Regions from separate parts of the Homo sapiens genome. Here region 1 is linked to region 2. The links are chromatin loops, found by intact Hi-C in ENCODE. Cell type or tissue: B cell. All regions are shown on one strand. Each heading gives the region's core, and the rest is flanking DNA. Links, peaks and the distances in the headings are about the cores only.

Region 1 (5,380 bases), core at 143-5,142, 83 kb after region 2:
GGCTGCTGTAACAAAGTTCTACAAATTGGGTGGCTTAAAATTATAGAAATTTATTGTCTCCTACTTCTGGAGAACTCCAAAATCAAGGTATCAGCAGGGCCAAGCTCCCTCTGAAACCTCTAGGGAACCCTGCCTTGCCTCTTCCTGGCTTCTGGTGGTTTGCCAACAATCTTCGGTGTTTCTTGGCTTGTAGATGTACCAGTCCAATCCTCTGTGTCACGCAGCTTTCTTCCTATGTGCACCTGCCTTCACACTGTCGTCTTCTTATAAGGACACCTGTCATGTTGGATAAGGAGCCCACCCTACTCCTGTATACCTCATCTTAACTAATTATATCTGCAGTGAACCTATTCCCAAATAATGTGATCCTTCCAAGTAAGAAATGTATTTAATCCATGATACCATATCAAATTGATCTGTCAAAAAAGAAAAAGGACTCTCTTGGAATGAATTGGCTTCCCTTTGCCTAAATATAGGTAAAGATCTCTTAGAGCCCATATCCAGAGATCCAATTACTCAAAACTAGGCAGGTCTTACACTCTTGGTTAAAGGTACTCATTTTAAACTTCTCCATTTGGACTTGAAGTGATTGGAATAATGGAGGTACTGTCTGAAGATCTCAACTTCCGGTTTCATTGTTTCCGCATTCAGTATCTCCATCCTGATGTCCTAACGTGATCTTTCGCAAGTCTCTGAGCTTACCCACAGGCTGTCAGTTTATCTTTCTGCACACCGGGAAGAAAGAGACCTTCTCTGTGTTGCAATAAACTAAGCCGTGAGTGGACAGCGAATCTACGAAGTTATGTCTTAGTCAGCAAATGCATTCCTCAGGAGAAAGGACCAGTAGCAACAGCAGAATGTTGCCATTTCTGTAGTCTTCTTGATTTCTGACTAATGAGGAACCAAAGAATCCAAAATAGCTGATTTGCCCTCACCCAGGAAATACATCCCCTACCCGACTTCCTCCAGAAGTCTCTGGGTTCTACAGCTGCTATAACCTCATACCTTCCCAGGGCTTTCACCTCTGTACAGACTCCTAGTCTGCTCTGCTCTGTCAAAAGCTTTTCTAAACTTCTCTGGGCACCAGAAGCACCCCTTGAGGGATGTTAAGCTAAGGAAAGGGAATGGTGATAACAGCATTGCTTCAGATACTTCATATTTACGTCTTTCTCGTAAAGAGTGCCAGGGCCTTATAGAATCACTCGAAGGCCCATTGCATTAATCTCAAGGATCCCAAACAAGTGAAAGTTAGATCACACTAAAGCCACCTTCATTTAGAGTTTGTGGTCAATCAAACAGAGCCTAAACTGAAATTTAATTTTGCCCTAGCAGTGAGAATTTGCTAAGCAAATTAATGCTAGAGGGCAAACAAGGCTTCTTGAGTCTGCCTAAGAGCCTTTAAAGGACAACATGCTTTCAAGGGCTGGAAGCAGTCTTTTTACATGCTAATTACAAATCCTACAGTATTTGTGAAAGCAGGTCCCTCTGGGATTTCTATCAGCCAACAAGTTGTTTATTTCCAGTTTAAAGGGGGTGGAGGGTCTATGAATTATTGAGTAGCTACTATGTGTTTTGCCTGTGCTTGGTGGTGAGAGATTGTTTATCTTCACAACCGTCCTTGGAGCTAAGCATTACCCCAGTTTGCACCTGTGGAATGGAGAGGTGGCTGGAAGCACAGAGCTGGGATTCAAAAGCTGGGAAGCCTAAACTCTGGAAGCTGTGCTCTCTCCTCCAGCATATTACCAACCTTTGAATGTAATGTCGGCTTTTCTTTAAGGAATATTCTCAAATCCAGCCTTCTTCATATTTCAGAATAGCCCGTCCCTAATTAGCTCAAATTAGCTAGCTTTGTAAACCCTTTTTCATTTCAGTAATGAGGAAAACGAGGCATTCAGCCAAGAAGCAAACTGTAGAAGGATAGGTTGCAGCAGGTCTGGGCTAATAAATTGCAGTACATGGTGCTTCCTGAGACCTACCAAGGACTCTGAAAGAAGACAAGATGAAAAATCACTCCCTCTCTGAGATATATATTTTCTTTTGGAAAGATGTGTTTTCACCACTCACAGGAAAAACTGCTTTCTGGCCTTAGATAGCACAGAAATTGTCCTCAGATAATGCCAGTGAGGAACCTGCCTGGGAGGTCTAATCGACCTGGGATATGTCATAGGTAATGCCGGGTAGGTAGGTTTAACCCTTCGATTGCACCCTTTTCCAATACTGCTGTCACTGCCCACTAAGATCAGAAAAACTGACAAAATTTTGGGAAATAACTTCATGTTTTCAGAAATGCTACAAAGCCCTCTCCACTCCCACCCATGAGACAATGTCTACAAGTCACATCATATCCTTCCAGCTTAGACTTATTTTTAAAGCACACACAAAACACACTTTAGTGTAATTGGAGAATTAGCACTTTTGCCCCAGAAATGAAACAGCTGTTGATTTCCAGGCTGCTTGTCATTAGAGAGAAGACTTGAAACATCAGAGGCAAGTTCAAACTCCCTAAGAGGCAGTATTGAACTTTACTTGTAGCTCATGTGCCAAGAGCTGCCCAGCATCACTATGCATGAAACAAAACAGGTTTCAAGCAATTATAAGACACAACATATAAATCAAGACTTTAGAATCTTTATTAATGCTGAATTTTTTATTCCAAAAAAATACTTTCAGGAAAACAAATATGACTCATGACTTATGAGACTGGCTGCTTGGATGCAAATCATCTTAACTGCTTGCACACTCCTTGGTACCTTTTCAGCTAAAGAGCCATTCAGCCTCAGCTTCAAGTGCAGAGGAAGTGCAAATAACCCCTGCACTTCAGAGCACAGCTTGCTTTGCTAAGAGACAGTTGAGCAAAATCCCAGCACGCTCTGATTCATTCTGCCTGCTGATTGGTCGTTCTCCCTGGCTGCTGACATCATCCTGTTGCTGGGTGGAAAACTTATGCAGCACAGCCCTGATGCTGACTTCTGATTCTTGTGAAGGGGACGTTGTACTCAACAGCGAAATCAGATTGTAGCTCAAATGGAATTGGAAGATATCTTTTTTGTGTGATCACTTCAGTCATCTTATGCCTCTTAAATTATAGCGCCCTCCCAACCCCCATGCCGTAATCTAGCAAATGCTATTGTGTGGCACTTTCTCTTCCAAGCCACCCAACCCCCAACAGCCTCTAGAATACAAGAGAATAAGAAAAAAACCTTATCGTTTGCCTTCGACTGTAGGTGGAAGATGTCTTACACATCTCCTAGATGGGGCTGGCCTTCTGATTAGTTCATTTGCCTTTACCATCAGTATTAAACTATGTCTTCACTTGCTGCAAAGAATTGTGAAGTAATTTTTAGGACTTTCTATAAAAAATGCCTTATTACCTCTCATTTATTTTCCCAGCATTCTGTAAGCCTTAGGTAAACTGGGGAAGTAGTGACAAAGGCCAACTTGTCTGTTGCCCTTTACAGTGCGCAAAGAACTTTTTTATATACAATGTCTCATATGTTCTTTGCAGCTGTCCCATGCATGAGGTACTATTACTTCCCCCACTCTATAGATAAGAAAACAAACCCCTAAATATTAAATCCATTGCCAGCCATATAGCTTGCACATGATGAAGCTGGGCCTCAAACCCATGGTTTTTAATCCTAGTTTCTGAACTCTTTTCACTCAGACATAGACTCTTTCAACCTTGGGAGGCTAAGTGATTTGCAAGAACCAGTGCAAATTAAGTAGCTAAACCAGTGCCAGAACCCAGCAATTCTTGTTCTCCACACAAGGCCTTTTCTTCTAAACCTCTTGGTAGCTCTCAAGACAATGTTAGAGATGCTCTTAGATACACATTTATTTTAGAAATCTTTAGGCTTTCACAAGCTTTTACTGATTAAGTGCAGCTTTGAGGGAAAAAAATAGAAGCCTAATAATTCAGATGCACATTTGCATTTATTACATAAGGCTTCTGTAAGGGATAAGCTTATCCAGTTGCAGGCTTATTTTAAGTTTTAATGGAATGATTTTGACAGATCAGAAATAGCAGGCTTAGTAACCAGCTCGGTAACTTAGATGTCAGAGACATTTCCATGGTGGATAGCGGGGCTCCTTAGCTCTCAGGACACACTAGATTTCTCTTGTTTGTCTCTGACTGGGATGATTAACCACCCTTTGCTTGGCTTTCATCTTTCCTGGCACAGCTTTGTCTTTCATCTCATTCATTGCTCCAAACCCTTCTTCCCTTTAACTTTTAATACACATACAAAATATTTCAGCTTCCCTCAGTTATTTTTACATAAGCAGAGCAGGAAAACATGGATATACTTCACGGAGCCTGCCACATCTGGTTTGCTCAGGTACTCCCTTACCCATCTTTATTTTTAAATGAGACAAAGAATCCTTCAAAAAAGGCTTAGGAGACTAAAATGTTGGAGGAAAGGAATGAAAGAATGGGGGGGGCAAAGATTACTCAGACATGGAGGTGAATATTTGCATTTTCTATCTTGATCTTTGTGACAGCAGCAACACATAGTGTGGTGACTTGTATTTCACAACGTACATAGCTGCTTCTGTATACTTTGCATTCTTCTCTCATTTTCCCAGTAATTGCCTTTTTTCACTGTGGGGCTTTTTGTCCCCTTGACCCCCAGGTCTCCTACTTCCTGTGTATGACTTAGGCACATGTAGCTCACTCTAAATTTCAGCAAAATGTTCTCTCTGAAAGTGACTTCTTTTCACACCACTCAGATCTTCACATTTTCACTGCCTGTGGAAATATAAACTTACTGATTTTTGTCTTTCTGTGTTATTTGAAGGTAACAAACAATTTGTTGTGCTGAAAAACAGAATTGTTGTCTCATAGACTCCCCAGAGTGATGGGCAGTTCCTACATCCAGCTCTCTGGCTCCCTGTTCAGTGGACCTACCACACCTTTGTTCCTGCTGTCTGTTTTGCCTGAAATGTGTGTCTTAAAATATGGCACAGTAGATGCTGAGCAAAAACAACAACAAAATCCTATGGTCACATAGTTAGCGGCAGTTGAAACTGAAATTAGACCCCAACCTCACATGATTATTAAACGAACATTTTAATGATAAAGAAAGACATTAATGCAGGCTAAAAAAAAATGTGTGCACCATCCAATTCCAAAACCCCAGACAGGCACAATGACTCACACCTGGAATCCTAGCACTTTGGGAGGCCAAGGCAGGTGGATCACTTGAGGTCAGGAATTCGAGACCAGCCTGGTCAACATCATGAAACCCTGTCTCTATTAAAAATATAAAGAAATTAGCCAGGCGTGGTGGCAGGAGCCTGTAATCCCAGCTACTCAGGAGACTGAGGCTTGAGAATTGCTTGAACTCGGGAGGCGGAGGTTGCGGTGAGCTGAGACGGCACC
Region 2 (5,380 bases), core at 67-5,066:
TGTGTGCTATGTGTATGTTTATCTGGATAAACATATACCTGGCAGCATATGAGTTCACAAACAAAAATCAATGTCTCAATGTATATTTGGCTGAAGCAGGCATAAAGGAATCTTGTTGCACAGTGAAAGTTACTTCCACACACTCAGCCAAAACAAAGCTTGCTAAACTCTGAAAAGCAAAGACTAGATATGAGATAGTCATCCTGTTACAAGTTTCATAAGGAGCTAAAAATACAGAAGAGGAAAACAATGATCTCAGCAAGGTAATTGCCAATAGGTGAACAAATGAAGCAGACAGAATATGAGCAGCAATTTGGCAGTCCTGTGGGGAGGGGATGAGTTTGTGGGGCTAATGTCAGTGTGGCATACCACCAGTAGTTACAGTCCAGCAAAACAGTTTGAAACTAGTTATCCAACTACTCCTGACACTGCACTCCTCACTGCCTTAAGACACGCTTAGGGGATAGGGGACAACAGGAGAAAGGTGACAAGCTGACAGGAAGGAGAATATGGGTATCTTTTTTCCACACCTTCAAACATTCCAATTGATCTTTCTTAACTAACATTTTTCCTGTGTGGATTTTATGCGCCAGTGGTAAGCAATGTCCCTTGGACATTCCTTCCCAGGCAGGAAACTTTGTTTTTGTTTGGGCTCAGCCAGGATCTCTGGGCTGCAGGCATGTTGTTTTATTTTAAGAAAGTGGCTGTATTTTAGCTAGGGAGCATGTTTTGAGCAGAGGTTTTAAAGTGCCATCTTCCAGAATGACTTAGGCCAGACTGAAAACAGCGAGGAAGCTGGATAAAATTAAAGACCTCGAGGGATCTTTCCAAGAGCTCTGAGTTGGTGAAAATAATTTAGTGATTAGTCCCTTCAGCATCTTTAGATCCTTTTCAACCCAATGGGTGGGCTAATGCCTGCAACCTCTACAGTTTGCCGGGATTCTGAATTGATCAAGTTACAGTGAAACCACACAGGTACAGAGCTGCTGGCTTGCAAAGGATTCCTCCCTCAGAAAGTTCTTGGCTCCGGCCAGAAAAGAACACTACCACATTTTTCTTGGCTTTTTATAGGGTGTTGATCCAAGGATCTGTTTTTACATTTGAATGTGGCAGTCAACTGTAGCATAATAGATTGCAGACCTTTGTGAAAAATCACTGTGAAGGCTTCAGCAGAGAACTGTGGGCTGGCTGCAGAGAACTGCACTGTCAGCAGGTTAGGAACTGGGCGCTTGTCCATGTTTTCCTTATTTTTAAAGGAGTCATTGACCTTCCACAGGCCTGTATCAAAATGGGGGGAACAAAAATGCTGCCAGACAGGGCGGAATTGGAAGAGGCCTCTTTCAGGGGCTGGAAAGGCCTTCGTTTAGTCTATTTACTGTCATGGAAATTCTGAGTGTGACTTAGAGGCCTCCTTGGCTCTGAGCCAGGTGGAAAGGTTTGGAAAAAAAAAAAAAAGCAGAGACTCAACTGGGGAGTGAGCTGGGTGGGAAAGCAGCTGCCCTGGCACAGCCCCCAGAGGGATGTGAAGAGCCCCAGTGCCTATTGTGCAAAGGCAGATTCAGAAATCCCTGCAAGTTTGGACATAGGTGACAGCCAATGTCACTGTTCCAGAGTGGCCAGGTTTGATAAACATGCTGAGAAGTTGTTAGAATTTGTTCTTGATGAAGGAGGCTTCACCCGACATACCATTCATTCCTTCATTTGTTCTTCAAACAGTCTTTAAGGGCCTACTGTGTTTGAGACACACCACGCTCAGCACTGAGAATACAGTCATGACAAACACAATCTCTGCCTACTATTCTGTAGGAAGACAGTCTAGTAAAAACAGCTACTATACTACAATAGTTAGGCAGACCAGAGCCACCATAGGAGTATTAGAACAGTCTCAGATCTACCCTGCATGGCCTCTCTCCAGGGCACCTCAATTCATTTCATCAATCATCACTGGAATTCCTATCAACCCTGTGCTAAGAGTTTAGTCCCTCCATATTATGGGCCCACAGGATCCAAGTGAATTGGTACTCTCCCAGGTTACAGAAATTCGCTCCCTGTCTAGTGCAAAGGATGTATGAGCTACAACTTGTCCCCTCTCCCAGGGGGATTTGCATTTTAAAGAGGATTATCACCTCAGCTAAAGGCAAGGTTCCCCCAGTGCAGGCTTTTAGGCCAAAGCAGGAAGAGTAGAGAGTGTCTTAGAGAACCAGAAGACTGCCTTCCTAGAAACACAGATGTCACTCCGGGGAGGCAGCCTGCCCGCCCTGGGCTTTAGGCCGTTCTGGAACTGAAAGGGGGTTGGAAACCATCTGGCAGGATACGAAAGAGAAAGCCCGTGGCGAGCAGCCACCGGAGCCTTGCTTTCCTGGGCTGGCCTTCCTAAGCTCCCCACAAGCAAGGACTTGTTTTCTGCTAAGCTCTCAGGGAGTCTAAGAAGGGGTTTACGTGAGAGAGTGTGTGTGTGTGTGTGTGTGTGTGTGTGTGTTTGTGTGTGTGTGTGTGTGTGTTCTACAGCCTAAAGAGAAACTGCACATAGGGGAAGCATGTGAGGTAAAGAGGCCAGAGAAAAGATTCAAAGAGAACAAGCAAGAGAGCCGGTTGGGGCAGGTCTCCAGAGCCGCTATTATTTTTTTCTGGTTGATTATCACAGTGCTTGAAAATGAAGAATAATTTCAGAGGTTGGTGGGGAGGAGGGGCCTGGCTTCTTGGAAGCCTTATTAACACCAGGCGAACAAGACTGTAATTAATCATCAGGGTGAACTTGAGCCACTGGGATGAACGCTAACCCGTTAACCAGCTCTGCCTGGTATTTTTATTTCAGCAAGATCTGAAACTTTAAGGATGTCCTTCTGAACACGATTCCCACCACCACTGCCCTCGGTAACTCAAATGAAGCTTCTGGAGTGAAGCCTTGCAACTGTACTGTCATGTTTTCAACTTTATAATTTTATTCTAGTGACTTCTAGATCTTAACTTTGACTTATCCACTGTGGTAAAGACAAATTGAAAGAATTTGAAACATCAGACAACTTAGATTATGATTTTTACGTATACCAGAATAAGCATTATTTTTTTTTTCTTCCTACTGCTATACCTTTCTTCTTATTGGGCTAGGGTTAATAGAAACAATTCTTATGAAAAGGAAATCTATTATTTTAAAATATATGCGATTTCAGACATTGTCTGAGATGAAGGTTACCTTCATGCTATCTGTGAAGAAAAGTTTGCTAAGTAAATGAGGACAATAAACAAAATCTCAGCCCAAATTTTTTACCTTACTTGAAGAAACATATTGTAAGAACCATAGCAGCATCCATTTACATGTAAACATTTTTATACTACTTACAAATTATTGTCATCTTTCCTTAAAAGCTGACCCTCAAAGAACCTCTAGTTGGTAACGTGCTTCTAGCTTCATTTTCATCACCCTACATATTGGAAATTCATGAAAATGCTTTTCTTCGCAAGCATTCCCCCAAAGCTAATTTGAATTAATGATGTTGGTGTAGTTAGAGTTTGTTTATGGTCTGGTACTGCTAAATTCATGATTGACTATATTACCTGAAAAAAATGGGGTTCATTTGCCTGGCAAGTAACAACTCTCCACGAGAACACAGGTTTTTTCTCAATAAGCATTTTATTATTTGTCACAAAAAAGAAGAGCACTGGTGTGTTCTCCAAGGCAGTGTCTCCCTGAGGGAAAGTGACAGGAGGGTTTTACGGGGCAATGGAGAGTAGAGAGGAAGTGTCAGCGCATGTAGAGGAAGGGTCCCACCAGTGGTGCAGATGCAATGAGTCATCACACCAGCACATAGGTCACATGTTATGGTAATGAGGCTATAGCTCCCCTGAGGGGGTTGGTGGGGGGGTGGACTCTAGCATAGTAATGAGGAAAGTTCACTCAGGTTCATTTATAATTTGCCAGGGTCTGTCAGGAGCTGGTGTCAACCAACTGGGTGACCACATTCCACATAGGGTTTGGGACAAAACAGGCTTCAAGACAAGATGCTGTAAAACAGGCTGATTGCTCAAGTTGATTAAATTCCTATAGTCCCTGGAGATCCTCCCTGTCTGCTTACAGATAGATGGATGGGTGAATCTTCAATAGAGTCCACCAGACTTATGTCTTTATTTCCTTAAAACATGGGCCTCTGGGTCTCAGGGGACGCCCTGGGAAGTAGAAAGGATGTCCATTCCTCTCAAGAAGTCTTCACTGGCAGGGCGTGGTGGCTCACACCTGTAATCACAGCACTTCAGGAGGCCCAGGTGGGCAAATTACTTGAGGCCAGGAATTTGAGACCAGCCTGGCCAACATGGTGAAATTCTGTCTCTACTAAAAATACAAAAATTAGCCAGGCGTGGTGGCATGCACCTCTAGTCCCAGCTACTCGGGAGGCTGAGGGAGGAGAATCACTTGAACCTAGGAGGCAGAGGTTGCAGAGAGCCAAGATTGTGCCACTACACTCCAGCCTGGGCGACAGAGCAAGACTCCATCTCAAAAAAAACAAAAAGTCTTCACCATCCAAGACACACTTCCACCTATGACTGAAGACCATAGCTCACCAGCTTCGGGCCTGCTTCAGGGTCCTGAGCTGCCTCTTGTTCATCCTGCCACTTGTGCCTACCTTGGCTGTTTGGTCACTTGGTTTGGCAGCTTGACCATTTTCCACAGCCCTCGGTAAGTAGTGCTCCCCACTTGCTCCCACCAGCGGAAGCCTATTTCCCCTCCCCTCCCCAAGGCCAAATTGCCAGAGAGAGGGAGCAAGATTGGACAGCCCACTCACAAGCTCTCTCGGGGACACCTCATTCCATATAGGTAAACTCCTACTAGCTGCTGGTCTCAATTCTAGATAGCTGTGGACCCCAAAGGATGTAATTAATGCTATCAAAGAAGACACAGTGCTCTGCTACTTGGCTGTGAAAACTTCTCCTCCAAAGTGGAAGGTTTGACGATTTCCACAATAAAAATCTCCCCATGTTCTCCATCCCATTTTTCCCTTCAAAATATTAACATTTTTTGAATTTAGTCAACAAAGTCTACTTTTTCCTTCGACTTTTAAATGGACCCAAACATTTTCCATTAATCTAATTCTGTCTTTAATTGAATACCTCCCCACATTTTCCAGTTTCTTTTTAAAGCATTTTTTATATTCTATTTACAATATCAGAAGATAAAAATTAAGTATCCATAATGAAATCACTGTTTTTGTATACAAAATATGAAGTAAGTACAACAAAAATTATATTTGGGGGTATAAAATATGAAAGGAAGCCCCTGCCCTCACCATGACTCCTGGCAACTTCTTGGATCAGCTCCGATAAAAGTTTAGTGCCTTTCCTTCCAGACTGTTTCTGGGCTTACACAAACATGAACAAATGTTTTCAA

The links. A loop is a pair of places that touch in the nucleus more often than their neighbours do. Peaks named below come from ENCODE experiments on the same cell type or tissue, not always from the same donor. Only the 100,000 strongest peaks of a DNase experiment are listed, where the experiment ranks them.
Region 1: a loop joins it to region 2, with 3 times the contacts of the local background. A loop is called at or near these places in 10 of 110 quality-filtered maps.

The regions. Positions count from the first base shown.
Region 1 is chr11:95,251,983-95,257,362 of GRCh38, reverse strand. No RefSeq gene overlaps it. Among named protein-coding and RNA genes, the nearest start is that of SESN3, 23 kb to the right of the region's middle. RefSeq lists an enhancer at 2,875-3,264. In B cell, for the core only: no CTCF peak of the experiment used is centred there; DNase peaks (open chromatin) are centred at 992 and 2,882; H3K4me3 peaks cover 2,916 bases; H3K27ac peaks cover 4,676 bases.
Region 2 is chr11:95,334,608-95,339,987 of GRCh38, reverse strand. No RefSeq gene overlaps it. Among named protein-coding and RNA genes, the nearest start is that of SESN3, 110 kb to the right of the region's middle. RefSeq lists enhancers at 1,498-2,225, 1-3,386. In B cell, for the core only: no CTCF peak of the experiment used is centred there; DNase peaks (open chromatin) are centred at 2,377 and 3,797; H3K4me3 peaks cover 1,110 bases; H3K27ac peaks cover 3,258 bases.